Regions from separate parts of the Homo sapiens genome. Here all the other regions are linked to region 4. The links are chromatin loops, found by intact Hi-C in ENCODE. Cell type or tissue: ovary. All regions are shown on one strand. Region 1 overlaps LOC124905979 (a long non-coding RNA gene). Region 2 overlaps KHK (ketohexokinase). Region 3 overlaps LOC124905979 (a long non-coding RNA gene). Region 4 holds the start of TRIM54 (tripartite motif containing 54).

The links. Hi-C counts contacts between places; a loop is a spot of excess contacts. Peaks named below come from ENCODE experiments on the same cell type or tissue, not always from the same donor. Only the 100,000 strongest peaks of a DNase experiment are listed, where the experiment ranks them.
Region 1: a loop joins it to region 4, with 2.3 times the contacts of the local background. A loop is called at or near these places in 45 of 110 quality-filtered maps.
Region 2: a loop joins it to region 4, with 5 times the contacts of the local background. A loop is called at or near these places in 89 of 110 quality-filtered maps.
Region 3: a loop joins it to region 4, with 3 times the contacts of the local background. A loop is called at or near these places in 46 of 110 quality-filtered maps.

Annotation. Positions count from the first base shown.
Region 1 is chr2:26,959,044-26,964,043 of GRCh38, forward strand. All of the region lies in intron 1 of LOC124905979 (a long non-coding RNA gene), which reads right to left. Among named protein-coding and RNA genes, the nearest start is that of MAPRE3, 9.1 kb to the right of the region's middle. In ovary, a CTCF peak has its summit at 2,872 (motif pointing right); a DNase peak (open chromatin) is centred at 2,838.
Region 2 is chr2:27,095,821-27,100,820 of GRCh38, forward strand. KHK (ketohexokinase) reads left to right here. Exons shown (of 8, transcript NM_006488.3): 4 at 909-981; 5 at 1,683-1,829; 6 at 3,376-3,464; 7 at 3,600-3,757; 8 at 3,845-4,942. The coding sequence ends at 3,930. CGREF1 (cell growth regulator with EF-hand domain 1) reads right to left here. Exons shown (of 6, transcript NM_006569.6): 6 at 4,774-5,000. Among named protein-coding and RNA genes, the nearest start is that of KHK, 12 kb to the left of the region's middle. RefSeq lists an enhancer at 3,220-4,063. In ovary, a CTCF peak has its summit at 2,980 (motif pointing right); DNase peaks (open chromatin) are centred at 591, 1,267, 2,961 and 4,451; H3K4me3 peaks cover 288 bases.
Region 3 is chr2:26,952,329-26,957,328 of GRCh38, forward strand. It overlaps LOC124905979 (a long non-coding RNA gene), which reads right to left. Exons shown (of 3, transcript XR_007086251.1): 2 at 2,962-3,006. Among named protein-coding and RNA genes, the nearest start is that of MAPRE3, 16 kb to the right of the region's middle. In ovary, no CTCF peak of the experiment used is centred here; no DNase peak of the experiment used is centred here.
Region 4 is chr2:27,278,027-27,283,026 of GRCh38, forward strand. DNAJC5G (DnaJ heat shock protein family (Hsp40) member C5 gamma) reads left to right here. Exons shown (of 7, transcript NM_173650.3): 5 at 162-306; 6 at 2,140-2,207; 7 at 2,403-3,473. The coding sequence ends at 2,189. TRIM54 (tripartite motif containing 54) reads left to right here and starts at 4,403. Exons shown (of 9, transcript NM_187841.3): 1 at 4,403-4,873. The coding sequence starts at 4,706. In ovary, a CTCF peak has its summit at 2,045 (motif pointing left); a DNase peak (open chromatin) is centred at 2,030.

The DNA.
Region 1 (5,000 bases), 320 kb before region 4:
ACATGCAAGATTGAAAAGATTGACCTTCCTTGGAACCTATTAGAGAGTCCATTTGAGAGTGTGCTCCACCAAAATGAATAATAAAAAGACATGGGCCAGGCACGGTGGCTCACGCCTATAATCCCAACACTTTGGGAGGCCGAGGCAGGTGGGTCACTTGAGGTCAGGAGTTCAAGACCAGCCTGGCCAACATGGTAAAACCCCGTCTCTACTAAAAATACAAAACTTAGCTGGAAGTGGTGGCATGTGCCTGTAGTCCCAGCTACTTGGGAGGCTGAGGCACGAGGATCGCTTGAGCCTGGGAGGCAGAGGCTGCAGTGAGCTGAGATCCTGCCACTCACTCCAGCCTGGGTGACACAGAGCGAGACCCTGTCTCAAAAAAAAAAAAAAAACAAGACATGGGATGAAGGAAATAGGACATTCAGCATAAGCAAGAAAATAAGGAAGTTCCAGAATGGTGGTAGAGGAAGTTGTTCTCTAAGCTGCTGCACAGCTGGTCCAGAATGGAACAGTCCTGAGAAAATCCTGCCCAGCAGGCTAGAATAGCCACCTGCCCTCAGTATTTGCCTGTTTGTAACAAAAAGCTATAAATGCTCAGCTGAAAGAGGTTCTTGGGAATGGCAGAACAACCAAAAGTTTGCCCTGGCTCTTGATAAAGAGCTGAAGAAGAAAAGATTTGCAAGAAGAATGAAATCATGGCTTTTCTGAGTTTGCAGATTTCTTGCACACATCTAATTAAACCTCTGCAGAAATTTCTACCACATCCCTAACCAATCATCTAACTCAGGACGCAGGATGTTTAGCCCAGTGACGGCGTGCCTTCAGCAGGCATATATCACACTCCCCGCAAGTTCTATTTATTCAGTATCATTTCCTTAACTGAAACTAAATTATCTATCTTCAGCTTGTGCCCCTTTATCCTAACTCTTCCTATGAAGGCACACAGAACAATCTTATTCATAAACAGCTCTTCCAATTTCACACATTATTGCAGTCTTTACTTCTGCCCACTACATTCATGCTTTCAGGGTTGTTCTCAGAGTTTAGCATGAATCAGAATCACCTGGAGGACTTGTTTAAGCCCAGCTTGCTAAGCGCCACACCAAAGTTTCTGATTCAGTAGTTTTGATGTGGGGCCTAAGAACTTGCTTTTTTTTTTTTTGAGATGGAATCTCATTCTGTCCCCCAGGCTGGAGTGCAGTGGCACAATCTGGGCTCACTGCAACCTTCGACTCCTGGCTTCAAGCGATTCTCCTGCCTCAACCTCCTGAGTAGCTGGGATTACAGGCACCTACCACTGTGCCCAGCTAATTTTTGTGTTTTTAGTAGAGACGAGATTTCACCGTGTTGGCCAGGCTGGTCTCGAACACATGGCTTCAAGTGATCCGCCCACCTCAGCCTCCCAAAGTGCTGGGATTACGGGTGTGAGCCACCGCTCCCGGCCACCATCCTTATCTTAAAATGTGGCACCAACCCTCCAGAATGGAGTTTTCTGACTGAAGGTGCCCAGAGAGAGTGCTCACCCATGCAGAGGAAAGGACCAAAGGGGCTTTGCAGAAGCAAAGACAATGCCCCGCTAGCTCTTGATAACCTGAGCAGCTGATGAACTCAGCATGTGCCCAGGAGTCCCCTCAGGACTTCCGGAGAGCAGCTGGGGCACCTTCCCTCCGTAGCGCGTTACATCCAGGACAGTCAAGAATCCCAGCCAGCCTGTTAGGTGACCGACGCAGGCCCTCGCTGAGCAGCAAGCAGAACTGCTGCCCTTGCCTGGGTTCTCCAAGAGCCTGGGATCCTCCCCGGCCCTCAGACAGCCTCTTCCCCCACAGAGCAAGGCGTTTCGGGGGCTGTGAGGTGAGTTTCCTGAGAGTGAGTGAAAGGAGCGACTTTGGGGATTAACTGTCTTGGACACATCTTCCCTCCAGACGTCTACTTCCCAACCTCTCAATCTTTTTTGCCTCCCTTCCACACTCATTGTTGCGTCCCTTAAATTTATTTCATCGTTTTGTTTTTCTGGATTACCTGCCACAGCCTTTCTGTTCATCTCTCCACAGTCAGACCCGGGATCTGAACCCTGAGCTGACAGAGATGCTGAGAATCTGGCCTTCTGCTGCTCCGAAAGGATTGGGGATGTGGCAGGCCATGCCCGCTTGGGAGGTCAGTTCACCAGGAGCGACTGTCCTCAGTGCCTGTGCCCCCAGACTGAGGAAGAAGGAGATGCTAAGGGTAGCCTTTCATATCACATACAAAGAGCCTGGGAAGATGAGATGGAGGTGAGGAGGAGAGGCATTCAATCCAGAGGGAAAAGGGAAGTAATGCTTATTAAACGCCTACTGTATGCTAAGTACTTTGCTATACACGTATGTGTTACTGATTTAAGGTTGGAGTGGGGCTGAAATTCCCTGTAACTATTGGCCCATGGGATTAAAGACTGTTCTGTCTTGGAAGATAATCATGACTGATGAGCCTCTGAGGACGGAGGGTGAAGATTTTTAAAACTACCCTCAAGCATGAGCCCTAATACCCTCAGCCAACCCAGGTTATGGTGCTTCTCCTAAGGCCATGAATTCCAGCCTGGGGAAGAGCTGGGAACAGCTGGAGAGGCAGAGGATTCCAGGAACGTGAAGCCCTAGCCAGTAACCTCCTGTGGAGAGTGACTTCACCCCCAGGCGGCCAGAGCAGCAGCTGCTGAAAACCGAAAATGCCAGGAAGATCCATCTTCCCCTGCCCCTGGCCACCTCCAGGCTGGCTTCCTCTTCTGCGTGGTCTCTGTCTGGTTTGGCATTTCTCTGCTCCCCAAGTCCTGGATCTTGTGGGATGGCCCGTGGCCACTGTACTACCTGTAAAGGCCTCCAGATGGCGCTTTCAGCTCATCAGTGGTCGCTGCTTTGGCTTACGATGTGAACAGATAAAGCTGAAGGAATGGCAGGTGTGTCCAGGTTACCAGGCCCCAATCCCTGCCCCCAGAGCAGCTCAGGCTCCTCTGCCTCGAGTGCGAGTGAGTGGCCATAGCAGCCTTCTCCCGTCTGGAGCTCCCTGGAGGAAGCTGTCCCTTTCAAGACCAATCTCAGAATTTAGGATAAGGTTGCCAGATACAGCAAATACAAACACAGAATGCCGGGCCAGGCGCGGTGGCTCACGCCTGTAATCCCAGCACTTTGGGAGGCCGAGGCGGGCGGATCACAAGGTCAGGAGATGGAGACCATCCTGGCTAACACGGTGAAACCCCGTCTCTACTAAAAATACAAAAAATTAGCTGGGCGTGGTGGCGGGCGCCTGTAGTCCCAGCTACTCGGGAGACTGAGGCAGGAGAATGGCGTGAACCCGGGAGGCGGAGCTTGCAGTGAGCCGAGATCGTGCCACTGCACTCCAGCCTGGGCGACTGAGCAAGATTCCATCCCATAAAAAAAAAACAAAACAAAACAAAAAAAACAGAATGCCCAGTTAAATGTAAATTTCAGATAAAAAATAATTTTTTAGTTTATGTCCGAATAATGTCTGTGTCATACTTATGCTAAAAATTATTTTTTGTTTTTTTGAAATTCAAATTTAACTAAAGTGTCTTGTCTTTATGTGGCAATTCTAGTTTAGGTTTATTTACAGGAGTTCTCCACCTTCTGTCTAATCCATGCTTATAGAACATCTACCAGGCATGTGTGAGACATGACAACAGGAAGCAAGTGTAGCTCCTGCATTTAGAGGTGAGTTTGAAAAAAGACATGTTGACACACAAGAAAATGTAGGAAGCATGGGATAGTGGAAGAAGTCTGGATTTTGGTGTTGACTTTAAGTTCAAGCTCCACTTCTGATGTTCACTAGCTGTGTTATCTTAGGTAAGTTATTAACCTCTCTGGGCCTCTGTTGTTTATGTGTGGAAATAAGAATAATACCAACCTCTGGCTGGGCGTGGTGGCTCACACCTGTAATCCCAGCACTTTGGGAGGCCGAGGCAGGTGGATCACCTGAGGTCAGGTGTTCAAGACCAGCCTGGCCAATATGGTGAAACCTCTTCTCTACAAAAAAATACAAAAATTAGCCGGGTGTGGTGGTGGGCGCCTGTAATCCCAGCTACTCGGGAGTTTGAGGCAGGAGAATAGCTTGAACCCAGGAGGCAGAGGTTGCAGTGAGCCGAGATCGCACCACTGCACTCTAGCCTGGGCAACAGAGCAAGACTCCATCTCAAAAAATAAAAAAAGGAAGGAATAATACTAACCTCAGAAGGTGACCAAGGAGGTTATAAGAAATTGTATGTATCTCATGCCTGGCTGCCATAGGATCTGAATATATGCTAGTTTTATAAAATAACTACCAGGCCAGGCACGGTGGCTCACGCCTGTAATCCCGCACTTTGAGAGGCCAAGGAGGGCAGATCACCTGAAGCCAGGAGTTCGAGACCAGCCTGACTAACATGGTGAAACCCCGTCTCTACTATTTTTGTAAAAATACAAAAAAGCCGGGCATGGTGGCATGCGCCTGTAATCCCAGCTACTAAGGAGGCTGAGGCAGGAGAATCGCTTGAAGCTAGGAGGCGGAGGTTGCAGTGAGCTGAGATGGTGCCATTGCACTCCATCCTGAGCGACAGAATGAGACTCTGTCTCAAATAATAATAATAATAATAATAATAATAATATATAATTATCATGAGAAAGAGACAACTAAAAGTGTCAGCCATGGTAACAATTAACTTTACCTCCTTTGGGAGACTGTCTACAATGAATGTAACACTTCACTTTTATTTTATTATATTATTATTATTATTATTTGAGATGGGGTCTCACTGTGTTGAACAGGTTGGTCTTAAACTCCTGACCTCAAGCGATCCTCCAATCTCAGCCTCCCAAAATGCTGGGATTACAGGCGTAAGCTGCTGCACCTGGCCCACACTTCACTTTTAAATAGAAATAATAGCTAATACCATGTATTGAATGCCCACACCATTGCCCTAAGTATCTAATAAACATGATCTCATTTAATCCTTATATTAACTCTCCAAGGTATTTACT
Region 2 (5,000 bases), 180 kb before region 4:
TGTGCTACAGGTGACCTTCGCATTGGGCAATCCTAGTCAAATGCTTGTTAAGCAACAATCCGTAGTAACCCTGATCAAGGACACAACATAGCTATTTACAGGAGAGGAGCTCTGAGGAGAAATGTTTCTTGCCCACTGGCCTCAGTCCAGGCACATTCACACACATTACCTGCAACTGCAGCAGGCTGCAAGGGGGCTGGGGGTTTCAGCCCCATTTATCAATGTGGAAGTTGCCTCCCAAAGGCCCGGGCAGATCACACAGCTATAGTTAAGTGGAAGGACTCGGCTACAGAACGTGGAGCGGGGACTTTGGCTGAGTTGAGGTCTCTGGCTCAGGAGGGTCAAGGCAGACCTCTATCGGGAGTCCCCTTTCCTAAACCGGCCAAACACAAACTCTTCCTCAAGTGCTACCTTGACCTCAGGGTTGCAACGGGGAGCTATTAAACGCAGGACAGGGGTGCCATAGGTAAACCCCAACGCTGGGGCGCCAGAAGTGAGGGGGACCAGACAGCCCAGGCAGGGGGTCGCGGGCTTTATACTTTCCCAGGGCTCTGCCTGTGGGAGCCGTGTGCTGCTGCAAGGGATTCTGGGAAGTGTAGGCTTGGCGCTCTCAGTGCATTCTGGGAGATGCAGTCTCCAAGGCACACAGACCTTGCCAGTTGACATGTGTTGCAGTTCAGTTTACCGAGATAATTTAATCACAACCTCAAACTCAGGAAAGGGCACCCCAGCAGACTGTAACAGGGACAACCCTGGAGCTGAGCCTGAGAATCCTGTGCTGTGGATCCAGCTTCCTGTCATGCTGCCAGCAGTGCAGGCACAGGGTCCACAGCTGCCAGTTAGAGATCCTGGCTCTGCCTGACCCCATCATGCTCCTTCTTCTCTGTCTTTTCCATCCTGTGACCTAGGAGCCTGCCAGATGTGTCTGCTACAGACTTTGAGAAGGTTGATCTGACCCAGTTCAAGTGGATCCACATTGAGGTAAGCCCTGCCTTACCTGTGTTTCAAGGGGCTCAACCTGCCAGCCTCCTCCACATGTTCTGCCTCCTTGGTTTCTTTGAATCATGAAGTACCTTAGAGATAAATGAACCCAACCCCCTCATTCTCTCTCCATCTTTCCTTATGTCTTCAGGTGAGAAAACTAAGGCCCAGAAAGATTAGATGACTTACTCAAGGTCACACAGCAGAACGTAAGCACAGCTGGCTCCAGGCAAAGTCCTGTGCTTTCTGTGCTACGGGCTGCCCCATTGCCTCCAACTCTGCCTCTGGCGGATGTCTGACTGCTTAGGGCCTGACCCATTACCTCTGGGGAAGCAGGAAGGACAGGGCCTGACTCAGCTCCCAAATAAAGGGAACTAGAGCCTTTACTCCAAGAGAGGTTTTGGAGTCTGGGTGGAAGGAAATCCTGAGAAGTCCTGAGTTCTAGCTCCATCATTTAACCTATGGTAGGTCTTTCACAGTATCTTTTATTCTTTAGTCTTCTCATCTGTGGAATGGAGTAGCTGGTTGATAAGGTCTTCAAAGTCCACGACAGCTCTGAATGTTGTAATTTAGGATGGGGTTCTAGCCCAGCCTCCCCGAGGCCCTCTCCCTCCTCACCCAGAGTTTCAGCGGGGCAGGAAGAATGAGGCAGATTGGCCAGGCAGTGCCCAGCGGTCCTGAGCTGCCCTGTCCTGTACCAGGGCCGGAACGCATCGGAGCAGGTGAAGATGCTGCAGCGGATAGACGCACACAACACCAGGCAGCCTCCAGAGCAGAAGATCCGGGTGTCCGTGGAGGTGGAGAAGCCACGAGAGGAGCTCTTCCAGCTGTTTGGCTACGGAGACGTGGTGGGTGCCCCATTCAGCCTCTCTTTGCCACTTCCAGCTAATTTGGTTCTTAAAGGGAGCCAGAATCCTTTTATCCTGCCTACCACAATTGGAATAGTGGTTCCTGGTTTGGTGGTGTTTGAAGATGGGGGATGGGGGTTAAAGCAAAGAAGTAGACCCCTAGCCTTGGGCTCCAGTGCAGGCCTCAGCAGTGAGCAAGGAGTAGAATGTCTCCACCCCAGGTGGGTGCATAGGTGTAAGAATGCCCAGAGGGCTTGGGTAGGGCTTAAACAGCCACAGGGCAAGCCTGTGTGGAAGCATCTCCTCTCTGGGGCTCCCCAGTCTTTTCCTCTGCAGAATGAGGGCACACAACTGTTCTCTGAGGTTTCTTCCAACTCAGGGGTGTCTGGCAGGTTGTGGGGGCTGCTAGGGTGAGGGAAGGGTGGGAAGGAGACTTGCATGAGTCTCTTTTTGAAAAGGCTGGATGTAAATGGAATTTGGGAAGTAATCCCAGCATCATAGCAGAAGTTGGTTGGAGACCATCCAGCCAAGGTCCTCAACCTTGTGACTTGTCCTCAACCTTGGCTGCATATTAAAAAAGATGAATGCAGGCCAAGTGTAGTGGCTCACACTTGTAATCCCAGAGCTTTGGGAAGCTGAGGTAGGAGGATTGCTTGATGCCAGGAGTCCAAGACCAGCCTGGACAACATAGCAAGACCCCTGTCTCTATGAAAATAAATTAGGCCAAGAGCAGTGACTCATACCTGTAATCCCAGCACCTTGGGAGGCCAATGCAGGAGGATCACTTCAGCCAGTCATTCAAGATTGCAAGACCCTGTCTCTATACAAAAAAAAAAAAAAAAAATTCCTGGCATGGTGGTGTGCACCCATAGTCCCAGCTACTCAGGAGGCTGAGGCAGGAGGATTGCAGTGCCTGAGCCCCACCATCTTGTTTTTGATTGGCAGGGGTAGAGCCAAGGCTTCGGTGTTTTGTTTTTTGTTTTTACCAAAACTTTCTCTGGAGATTCTAAAGTGTAGGTAGTGTTGAGGGAGCCTCTTTGTTTTCCAGATGAAGAAACCATACCTAGAGGACATAGTTGTGGGAAAAACCAGCAAAACTGCTCCAGGGAGCCAGCATGGCGGTGGTAGATTCCACCCCAAGGTGGCGCTCAAGGCTTTCTGTGGGTTTTCAATCCATTGATCAGAGAACAAACGGACCAGGCCTTTTGTTTTACAATTTACAAGGCTGTATTCTATTATATATAAGCATCGATAAAAATATGCTTCTGGCCAGGTGCAGTGACTCACACCTGTAATCCCAGAAATTTTGGGAGGCTGAGGCAGGAAGATCATATGGGGCCAGGAGTTCAAGACCAGCCTCAGGGAGACCATCTTCACAAAAAATAAAGAAAAAAGAAAACCACGTTCCCGTGGGACAGTGAGATGCTACGTTGGGGATCTATGTGGACATGTTGGGGGAGTCGTGTTGTAATGGGGGCAACGCTAGGCTGCTGTTGGTGAATGACGAGTTAGAAGTGACCACCAGCTTCTCTTCCACTGCCCACAGGTGTTTGTCAGCAAAGATGTGGCCAAGCACTTGGGGTTCCAGTCAGCAGAGGAAGCCTTGAGGGGCTTGTATGGTCGTGTGAGGAAAGGGTGAGCCGGGGAAGCCAGGAAGGGGCTTTAGAAGGTACAGGATGAGCCTGGACTCCAGGAGTCCGCCCTGGAGCTGGGAGGATGGCTGGGGGGACGGGGTGGGCTAACACCCAGCTGAGTGGAGCCGTCTTGCAGGGCTGTGCTTGTCTGTGCCTGGGCTGAGGAGGGCGCCGACGCCCTGGGCCCTGATGGCAAATTGCTCCACTCGGATGCTTTCCCGCCACCCCGCGTGGTGGATACACTGGGAGCTGGAGACACCTTCAATGCCTCCGTCATCTTCAGCCTCTCCCAGGGTGAGTATGGCAGCAGGAGGGGAAAAGGACTGGGACCTGTCCCTGCCCCAAACACCTGGCTGACCTAGCTACTTGCCCCTCCTCCAGGGAGGAGCGTGCAGGAAGCACTGAGATTCGGGTGCCAGGTGGCCGGCAAGAAGTGTGGCCTGCAGGGCTTTGATGGCATCGTGTGAGAGCAGGTGCCGGCTCCTCACACACCATGGAGACTACCATTGCGGCTGCATCGCCTTCTCCCCTCCATCCAGCCTGGCGTCCAGGTTGCCCTGTTCAGGGGACAGATGCAAGCTGTGGGGAGGACTCTGCCTGTGTCCTGTGTTCCCCACAGGGAGAGGCTCTGGGGGGATGGCTGGGGGATGCAGAGCCTCAGAGCAAATAAATCTTCCTCAGAGCCAGCTTCTCCTCTCAATGTCTGAACTGCTCTGGCTGGGCATTCCTGAGGCTCTGACTCTTCGATCCTCCCTCTTTGTGTCCATTCCCCAAATTAACCTCTCCGCCCAGGCCCAGAGGAGGGGCTGCCTGGGCTAGAGCAGCGAGAAGTGCCCTGGGCTTGCCACCAGCTCTGCCCTGGCTGGGGAGGACACTCGGTGCCCCACACCCAGTGAACCTGCCAAAGAAACCGTGAGAGCTCTTCGGGGCCCTGCGTTGTGCAGACTCTATTCCCACAGCTCAGAAGCTGGGAGTCCACACCGCTGAGCTGAACTGACAGGCCAGTGGGGGGCAGGGGTGCGCCTCCTCTGCCCTGCCCACCAGCCTGTGATTTGATGGGGTCTTCATTGTCCAGAAATACCTCCTCCCGCTGACTGCCCCAGAGCCTGAAAGTCTCACCCTTGGAGCCCACCTTGGAATTAAGGGCGTGCCTCAGCCACAAATGTGACCCAGGATACAGAGTGTTGCTGTCCTCAGGGAGGTCCGATCTGGAACACATATTGGAATTGGGGCCAACTCCAATATAGGGTGGGTAAGGCCTTATAATGTAAAGAGCATATAATGTAAAGGGCTTTAGAGTGAGACAGACCTGGATTAAAATCTGCCATTTAATTAGCTGCATATCACCTTAGGGTACAGCACTTAACGCAATCTGCCTCAATTTCTTCATCTGTCAAATGGAACCAATTCTGCTTGGCTACAGAATTATTGTGAGGATAAAATCATATATAAAATGCCCAGCATGATGCCTGATGTGTACAAGGCTCTCAAAAAGTTCTAGTGATGATTAATATTACTGGGGATGGGGTCACCTGCC
Region 3 (5,000 bases), 330 kb before region 4:
AACAGTGTCCACTTTCACTGTCAAACATGTCCTGGTTTGTATAATAAATTACATGGTCACTTTCTGTATACCTATACATTCATTGGGCTATTACTGTGCCTGTCCAGGAGTTAAAAATTTTTCCATTGCTGAAAGACAAGACATGGCATTGTAAGAGATGCGGAAGATGGGTCCTTCCACAGTGGGTGGTGACTTAGGGGTTTGCATGACAAGCCCAGCGTCTTCACACAGCTCTTGGAGGCTTGATGAGTCTCAGTAGCCGGGGATGCCACAGGGTGGGGAAGGCCTGCAAATGCTTTTCTAAGCTTTTTCAGTTTGCCTCGTAGACCTCATTGTTCCATTAGAAGCTGTAACCCTACCAAATTCTATCATTTGCTTTTAAGGTGACTTTGATTCCATTTATGAACTTGAACACCTTACAACATTTTCAACTACATTTAAAATTTGATTTCCCTTTTAAATACCTTTCCTAAGTACCAAATAATTATTACCAATCTAATAAATTAAACTTATAAATATACTGAGTTTCACACTTTATTAGTTGTTTTGATGCTAAGAATAAACAATATTTCAACCTAAAATTAGAAGTTTTAAGTTACACTTTTTTTTTTTTTTTTTTTTTTTTTTTTGAGACAGAGTCTTGCTCTGTCTGTCATCCAGGCTGGAGTGCAGTGGAGGATCTCGGCTCACTGCAACCTCCGCCTCCTGGGTTCAAGCAATTCTCCTGCCTCAACCTCCCAAGTAGCTGGGATTACAGGCACCTACCACCACGCCCAGCTAGTTTTTGTATTTTCAGTTGAGATGAGGTTTCACCATGTTGTCCAGGCTGGTCTTGAACTCCTGACCGCGTGATCTGCCCGCCTCAGCCTCCCAAAGTGCTGGGATTACAGGTGTGCACCACTGCGCTTGGCCAAGTTACACATTTTAAGTTAATTATGAGATGCTCACTTTAATAGCCCAAAAAGTTCTCATAGAAATAAATAAAATACCAAATATGCCCAGATTTCCAATTAATACAAAAATTTTGACACTATGGGCTTGGTTCTTTAAAAACTTTTATTTTCTTAATTCTATACCTCCTGCCAGTTATAAGCTCTCACTGGGCTTTAGCTTTGAGTCTTTTCTTTTTTATTTTATTTATTTATTTTTTGAGACAGAGTCTTGCTCTGTCACCCAGACTGGAGTGCAGTGATGCAATTACAGCTCACTGTGGCCTCGACCTCCAGGCTCAGGTAATCCTACCACCTCAGCCTCTAGAGTACCTGGGATCACAGGTGTGCACCACTGCACCTGGCTAATTTTTGTATTTTTTGTAGAGACTGGGTTTCCCTATGTTGCCCAGGCTGGTCTCAAACTCCTGGGCTCAGGCTATCCACCAGTCTCCCAAAGTGCTAGGATTACAGGTGTGACCCACCACGCCTGGCCTCAAGTCTTTTCTTGATGACAAGTCAACTCCTAGAGGGTGCAAGGAAGGTCTGCTTACCAGCTCCACTCCAATCTCAAATTTCCAGTGCACCTAATTTTCACTTTACCACTACCTGGTCATCTACAATAACTGAATGCACAGTTATTAGTGCAATGTGTGTATATATCACTTCTAGCCCAGTGAGTTCTGCCTCCTTTAAAAATGTTTAAATAAATTAGATCCTTTGTATTTTAAGGTTTCCTTACATTTAAAGCAACACATTCTATCCCTGTGTAGCTTTTTTTAAATTGACTATTTTTTAGAAAAGTCTGATTTACAGCTGCACAGATAGTGCGGAGTTTCCATCTACTCCACACCCGGCCTCCCCTATTACTAACATCCTACATTAGCATGTTAAAATCAGTGAGCCAACACTGATACATTATCATTAATTAAAGTCCATGCCTATTCAGATTTCCTAAGTTTTTATCGAATGTCCCTTTTCTGATCCAGGATCTCCTCCAGGACACCACATTACATTTAGTTGTCATGTCTCCTGAGGCTCTGTGGACTGTGACAGTTTCTCAGACTTCCCTTGTTTTTGATGACCTTGACAAGTTTTGAGAAATATTGTTCAGAGATTTTATAGAATACTCTCTACTGGAATTTGTCTGTTGTTTTTCTAAATGGTTAGGCTGGTGTTAAGAGTTTTTAAAAGGAAGACCATAAAAGCAAGGTGCCGTTTTCCTCACGTCGCATCAAGGGTATATACTATGAAAATGACCTATTACTGATGATGTTGACTTTGATCACCTGGCTAAAGTCGGATCTACCTTTTCAAATTTATATGGTTCCCTTTTATGAGCTAAAAGCTTCTCTTTTTACAGTATGTGACTTCTTTAAGCAACTAAATATGGTTTGTATTGCTATACTAAGTTTTTCCGGTGTTTGCTAGATGATTCTCGCAGTTAGGAATTTTTTGAAATTCAGTATCAGTTGTAAGACTTTTGGCCAGACGTGGTGGCTCACACCTGTAATCCCAGCACTTTGGGAGGCCAAGGTGGGCAGATCACTTGAGGTCAGGAGTTGAAGACCAGCCTGGCTAACATGGTGAAACCCTGTCTCCACTAAAAATACAAAAAAATTATCTGGGTATGGTGGTGCAAACCTGTAATCCCAGCTACCTGGGAGGCTGAGGTGGGAGGATCGCTTGAACCCAGGAGGAAGAGGCTGCAATGAGCGGAGATTGCGCCACTGCACTCCAGCCTGGGTAACAGAGTGAGACTCCGCCTAAAAAAAAAGAAAAAAAAAAAGACTATTTGCCTGTGGGGCACAAAGACACAAAGATAGCAGTAACAAGAAATATTCACATAAATACGAGCTCTTGAGGTTTTATCTGAAATCCTCTTGACTCATGGGTCAAAATTTAAGCTTTAATTTAGGGATTTACACACACACACACACACACACACGCATTTACATGCAGACACACAGAGAGGCTCAGTTTAACTACATAACCAACTTTGTGAAGCCTTTGAATAACAAGTGTCCATTACCTTAAAGCTATTTAAGTCCAAACTTCCAAAATCCAATCTGAAATTCTAGGAAAAGAAAAACAGAGACTAACCAGGTAAAATTAATAAGCAACTGTTAAGAAAGTATAATTTATTATTTTAATGCTATCCAGAAAGCTGTTGAAGCTTTCTATTGATTTACATAACTTCAGATTATGTGAGTTTTATTGAACAAATTGATAAAGCACACATTTTTCCAACTGTGATGCATTTCAGTAGCAATATCCTATACTGCTATCAAAATCCCACATTTGACATCACATTTACAAAAAGCTTTAGCTATTAGCTTTAGTGCAGAAACTCAAATTTTTTTTCCTTTTGGAATATTTCTAGCCATGAAACTCAAATTCTCATTGAAATCATTTATGCAATATCCAAAATTCCTGATTTCACATTCTGCATTAATTTATCACCTCGAGGGGGAAAAAAGATCGCTTCACACTGAAAACAGTTGCTTACAATTATGCATATTTAAATTTCATCATCTGCTCAGTGCCTCTTGCTTTATTGGAATTTTTTTTCTTTTGGATACAGGGTCTGCCACTGTTACCCAGGCTGGAGTGCAGTGGTGCAATCACCTCTCACTGCAGCCCCGACCTTCTGGGCTCAGTCGATCCTCCCGCCTCAGCTTCCAGAGTAGCTGGGACCACAGGCATGCACCATCACTCCCAGCTAATTTTTCAATTTTATAGTAGAGACAGGGTCTCCCTATGTTGCCCAAGCTGGTCTAGAACTCCCATGCTCAAGCGATCCTCCCGCCTTGGCCTCCCAAAGTGTTGGGATTACAGGCGTGAGCCACTATGCCTCATTTTACTGGAATTCTTGATTTTAAAATATCCTCTGGGCCGGGCGCAGTGGCTCATGCCTGTAATCTCAGCACTTTGGGAGGCTGAGACGGGCGGATCACGAGGTCAGGAGTTCCAGACCAGCCTGGCCAACATAGTGAAACCCCGTCTCTACTAAAAATACAAAAATTAGCCAGCCGTGGTGGCACACGCCTGTAGTCCCAGCTACTCAGGAGGCTGAGGTGGGAGAATCGATGGAACCCAGGAGGCGGAGGTTGCAGTGAGCTGAGACCATGCCATTGCACTCCAGCCTAGTGACAGAGTGAACACCGTCTCAAAAAAAAAATCCTCTGAAGTTTTACAGTCTAAGTTTACCCTGAAGAGAGTTATTGTCTTTTGATCAGTCCCCAATGATGCCAAGTTTCAAGACACTGCAGGGGTTAATTTCAGTAAAATAGACTGCCCCCGGGGATAGACTTTGATTCCTTTACTGCTGAGGAATCAGAGCTGCTGGAGAACAACTTCTCTTGGGGAGGACGGTGGGCATTTTGAGTCCTAAAGGGAAGGAAACTTCAGTGGCAGTGCTTTGACGGCCCCTTCCCATCTTGCACGCATCTGACAGAAGGGTTCCTGGCGTGCACAGAAGAGGAAAGCTGGAGGCTCCATCACTGGTATTTTAGGACTAGCCACCACATGTGGGAGTTGCTGAGGCTTCTTCAAACTTCAATTTTCCAGCAGCCAGGCTTTCTTTCTTTCTTTCTTTCTTTTTTTTTTTTTTTGACGGAGTCTCTCTCTGTCGCCCAGGCTGGAGTGCAGCGGCATGATCTCCGCTCACCGCAACCTCCGCCTCCTGGGTTCAAGCAATTCTCCTGCCTCAGCCTCCCGAGTAGCTGGGACTACAGGCATGTGCCACCTCGCCCGGCTAATTTTTAGTAGAGACGGGGTTTCCCCATGTTAGCCAGGATGGTCTCAAACTCCTGACCTCAAGCAATCCACCTGTCTCGGCCTCCCAAAGTACTGGGATTACAGGCATGAGCCACCACCCCCAGCCAATACATGTCTTTTACCACAATAAAAGAATTATATTATAAAAATTGACCATTTACTAAACCACAAAGCAGGTTTCAAAAAATTCCAAAGTATTAATATTTCACAGACTTTGTTCTCTGCTCGCATTGCAATGAAATTAGACATAAACCACAACATCAAGAAACCATTAAGGAAAAATACAAGTAA
Region 4 (5,000 bases):
TCCAGGTCCTTTAAGAATAAGGAAAGAAGGGTGACCTTCCTTTCCTTATGACAAATGCTTCTGTTGTCTCATTTTCTGGGTGCCAGGAGGATTGAGGGAGGGAAGCTTGAGCAGTCATATAGAAAACTGCTGGACTGAGGCCATTCTCGCCTACCTTTTAGACACTTGTCATCCTGTGTACTCTGCTCACTTGTTGCTGTTTCTGTTGTTGCTGCTGTTTTTGCTGTGGAGCACTTAAACCACCACCTGAGCAGGATAGTGGGAGAAAATATCAGCAGAATGTCCAGAGTCAGCCTCCAAGGTCAGGTGAGAACTGCAAGCAGGGACTGTGAGGTAAGAAATGTCTGGATTGGGAATGAAAGAAATGATTGGGGTTGGGCACAATGGCTCATGCCTGTAATCCCAGCACTTTGGGAGGGTGAGGCGGGTGGATCACTTGAGGTCAGGAGTTGGAGACAAGCCTGGCCAACATGGTAAAACCCTGTCTCTACTAAAAATACAAAAATTAGCTGGGCATGGTGGCACCCACCTGTAGTCCCAGCTACTTGGGAGGCTGAGGAGGCAGAAGAATCGCTTGAACCCGGAAGGCAGAGGTTGCAGTGAGCTGAGATCGCGCCACTGCACTCCAGCCTGGGAGACAGAGCAAGACTCCATCTCAAAAAAAAAAAAAAAAAAAAAAAAAGAAAAGAAAAGAAAGAGGCTGGGCATGGTGGCTCAAACCTGTAATCCCAGCACTTTGGGAGGCCGAGGCGGGCGGATCACGAGGTCAGGAGTTTGAGACCAGCCTGACCAACATGGTGAAACCCTGTCTCTACTAAAAATACAAAAATTAGCCAGGTGTGGTGGCGGGCGCCTGTAACCCCAGCTACTTAGGAGGCTGAGGCAGGAGAATTGCTTGAACCCGGGAGACGGAAGTTTCCGTGAGCCAAGATCATGCCACTGCACTCCAGCTTGGGCAACAGAGTGAGACTCCATCTCAAAAAAAAAAAAAAAAAAGAAAGAAAGAAATGGTTGAGGGTGAGAAAGACCTGTGAAAATGGCAGGTTAATCCCTAAATATGACAATTTCAAGTCTTCAAGTCTGGCACTGGGACAAAGTGAAGAAAAAAAAAAGATCAATATGTTTCTGTGCATCACACGACAAACTGACAGTTTGAAGGTAGTAGTGTCAGCTCCTGTTAAGCTAAGGAATGGGGTGGGAGAGTATGTCTAGAGAGGACAGTTAGGTTAAGACAGATTTGAGGATGCAATTTTTGTTGTTGTTGTTTTGTTGTTGTTGGTGGTGGTGGTGTTGAGATGTAGTCTCAGTCTGTCACCCAGGCTGGATGGAGTGCAGTGGTGCGATCTCAGCTCATTGCAACCTCTGCCTCCCGGGTTCAAGCGATTCTACTGCCTCAGCCTCCTGAGTAGCTGGGATTACTAAAAAATTAGCTGGCTAATTTTTTATTTTTAGTAGAGTCAGGGTTTCGCCATGTTGGCCAGTCTGGTCTCCAACTCCTGACCTCAAGTGATCCACCTGCCTTGGCCTCCCAAAGTGTTGGGTTTATAGGCATGAGCCACTGTGCCTGGCGGGATGCAATTTTTTCCATCTACTCAAAGGAAAGGGCCAGTTGCAGTGGCTTGTGCCTGTAATCCCAGCACTTTGGGGAGCCAAGGTGGGCAGATCACTTGAGCTCAGGAGTTTGAGACCAGCCTCAGCAACATCATGAAACCCAGTATCTACAAAAAAAAAAAAAAAAATACAGAAGTCAGCCGGTCATGGCAGTGCACACCTGTAGTCTCAGCTACAGGGGAGGCTGAGGTGGGAGGATTATTTGAGTCTGGGAGGTTGAGGTTACAGTGAGCTGTGATCATGCCACTGCACTCCAGCCTGGGTGACAGAGTGAGACCCTGTATCAAAAAAGAAGAAGAAGAAGAAGGAAAGGAGGAGGAGGGGGAGGGGAAGAGGAAGAGGAAGAAAAGAAAAGGAAAGTCTGAGATCATTCCCCCCCAAATGAACTTTTATAAGCTGATTGAACTTGACACCAGCGCCACCTGGTGATGCTAATGAGTAACTGCAAGGTAACGGTTTTCTCATCAGTACACTACGAAAAGTTACTAAACGTTTGTATATGTAAACATATATATAATTCCATCATAGGAGCCAAATGTGATTTTAGAAGCGAGGAAAATAGCGAAGATGATTTTTAAGAGATGAAGAAGGATGAGGTATGTAAACCGAAAGGCAGCAACAGTTATCAGATAAGAAAAGCATGTAAGCTAACGTCAGATGAGTCATTAGTAGAAAGTTTACATCCTTATAGTATGGACTATGTGTTTATATCCTTACATGTAGGGGTTTGCTTTAAGTTCTAGGTAATTATTCCTTCTGATTAATAAAGCGCCACCTTCTTCCGCCACTAGGTGCTGACCCAGTGAGGGTGCCTTCTGCTGCCCAGTCCCCTGGACACATTGAAGAGAGGAGCAAGTAGCCCTGTCCTGACATTGACCCTGATTTGACCCCTCTTCTTATAAGGATCTCAAGAATCTCTTCAGAAGCACTGATGACGTTGATCCCAGTAAGGACATCACCTCTACCCTTGGTACCACAACTCTGTATGGGGTTGCCCAGCTACTCTTCCTTTCAGTTGCAGTCCCAATTTTACTCCGTCAGAAAGCAGCCCTCCCCTCCCTCCCCTTATGAGGTCTCAGGCAGTGGTGGCAGATTTTTCCTGAAGAGTCTTTTTCCTGTGTCTGCCTTGTTATTGGAACCAATGCCAGCTGGTAGGATCCCTGAGCCCCTTGCGATATCACCACCAAGAGCCTGATAACTGAGCAGGGTGGATCCTGTCCCTGGAGCTGCTGCACCCATTAATTCTCCCTTGTTGCAACTCTGTGTACCAAGAACCCCTAGCATCAGCCTCATTCCTAAGCCAATAACGCCTGTATGGAGTTGGTTTCATCTTCTGGTGCCCACGGCCATTGGCATTGCCAGCCTCATTCCATGCCACTATGAGTCAACTCAGGAAAACTGCGAGTGCATTTGAGGCTTAGGGGTAGTCATTCCATCTTTAGATTATCCTTGGACTTCAGCTACCAGCACAGCATGCATTAGCCTTGGTCCTGTAGGTTAACTGAAGTTCAAACATCAGTGCCAGCTTGCCTCCATCCTTTTCACATATTATGCAGGCCAATTGACATATAATTTGTTCTTAAAAATAGGGGCATGAAATATGTGATCTGGAAAAGATTGTACTTTCTGGACTCTTTTCCCACTCTTGCCTCTTTGTGCTGCTGTTTCGTATCCTCCTCACACCGTGTATTTCCCACCCACTCAGGGTCACAGCCTACTAATTCCTCAAACTTCTCTCCCTGGACTAGGAGAAAGGCTAAAGAATGTCAGTAAATAAAAGAGCTTTCATCCAATCCCAAGGCATATATTATGCCCAAAAAAGACAAATTGTGTCTGGGGTAGAGAAAAAAGGCCTAAAGAAATTGCTTCTTGGCCTTTTGCCTAAGATCAAGTGGAGAAGACTTGTAGGAGAAAAAGAAGACCAGTGCTCACAAGTGGGGCAAGCCTGGCTTGGAGAGTAGGAGTCCTGGACAACTGTGGAGCTGGGTCAGAGGCTTCCCGGAGCCTTGTGATTATGACTTTGTCAGTGCTCTAAAATTTCCCTGGAGATTGATTCCCTGGGTGCCCAAAATAGGTCCCTGGCATTCAGGTCCTTTCTGCCCAGCTCACCTTCTCCCAATTTCCTAACAAATTTGAGTCCTTGGAGTGGCTCCAGGGATGTGTTCACGGACCAGAATCCCACATTTCCTCGGGGGCATGCTCATAGGTAGGTCCAGGCCTTGGCACAACAGTCATTTCTAGCCTCTTGAGCTTCTTTTCCTAGGGTGATATAAGAAAAGGCCAGGGAAGAACAAAAATGAGCCAGAGGTGTTGGACAAGAGGCTTGATGTAGTCCCTGGAGCTGCTGTTCTGAATCACACAGTCTTGAGGAGGAGGACCAGGGTCACTGGCTGAGCCTGTGGAGGAGGCAACCGCTACTGACTCTAAGTCTGGCAAGATCTTTCCTCCCACCCTGAGCTATGTATGGGTGCCTCTCACACAGGCAGATTTAGATTCTGTGTCACTGTCCTGGAAGAAGGGCCCAAGCCAGAACAGGGGTCCCGGGCTGAGAGGAGCCTTCAGAGTGAGAGGGCAGCACCTTTGCTGACCCACCTTTCACTGTAAGCAGTGGCACTCACCCCTGCCCTTGCTCAAGGGAGTCACCCATTCCTGAGTGAGTCAGGGTCACTCACTCCATGACAGCTGTGGCTCGCCTTACATGAGCTAAATTGGGAATTGGAATGTCATGCAGATGCCCCTTGTCTCCCAACCCCCACAGTAAAATTAATCTGCTCTCTGGGGAGTAAGGGACAAACAGTGCTACCCACAGAGTGAACAAGAGAGAGTCATTTGGGAAACAAAAGGAGAATTTTACAGAGAGAGAGGGATAGCTAAAACTACGTGAGCCTGGCGAGGGTGCAGAGCAGAAAGTAGAGACTGTCCGAAGACTGCTATCTGGGACGAGACAAGTTGTTAAAGGGACAGGAGAGAAAGCAGAGCTATTTCAAGAGTGAGCCACAGAAGGGAATCCAGAGGCCATCTAAGCGAGGAAGGGTCTACAGGCAGTGAGTGAAGGCCAGGAGCAGGGCCCAGGCCAGGCACGACCACCGAGGGGATGAACTTCACAGTGGGTTTCAAGCCGCTGCTAGGGGATGCACACAGCATGGACAACCTGGAGAAGCAGCTCATCTGCCCCATCTGCCTGGAGATGTTCTCCAAACCAGTGGTGATCCTGCCCTGCCAACACAACCTGTGCCGCAAATGTGCCAACGACGTCTTCCAGGTGGGTGCCAGGGACGGGGCAGGGCCAGGTAAAGCAATGCAGACCTGTGGGGGACTGATCAGGTCAGAGCTGAGACCCCAGAAGGTGATGGATAGAGTGCTCTCTGAGGTGGGTGGTGGCTGTTGTG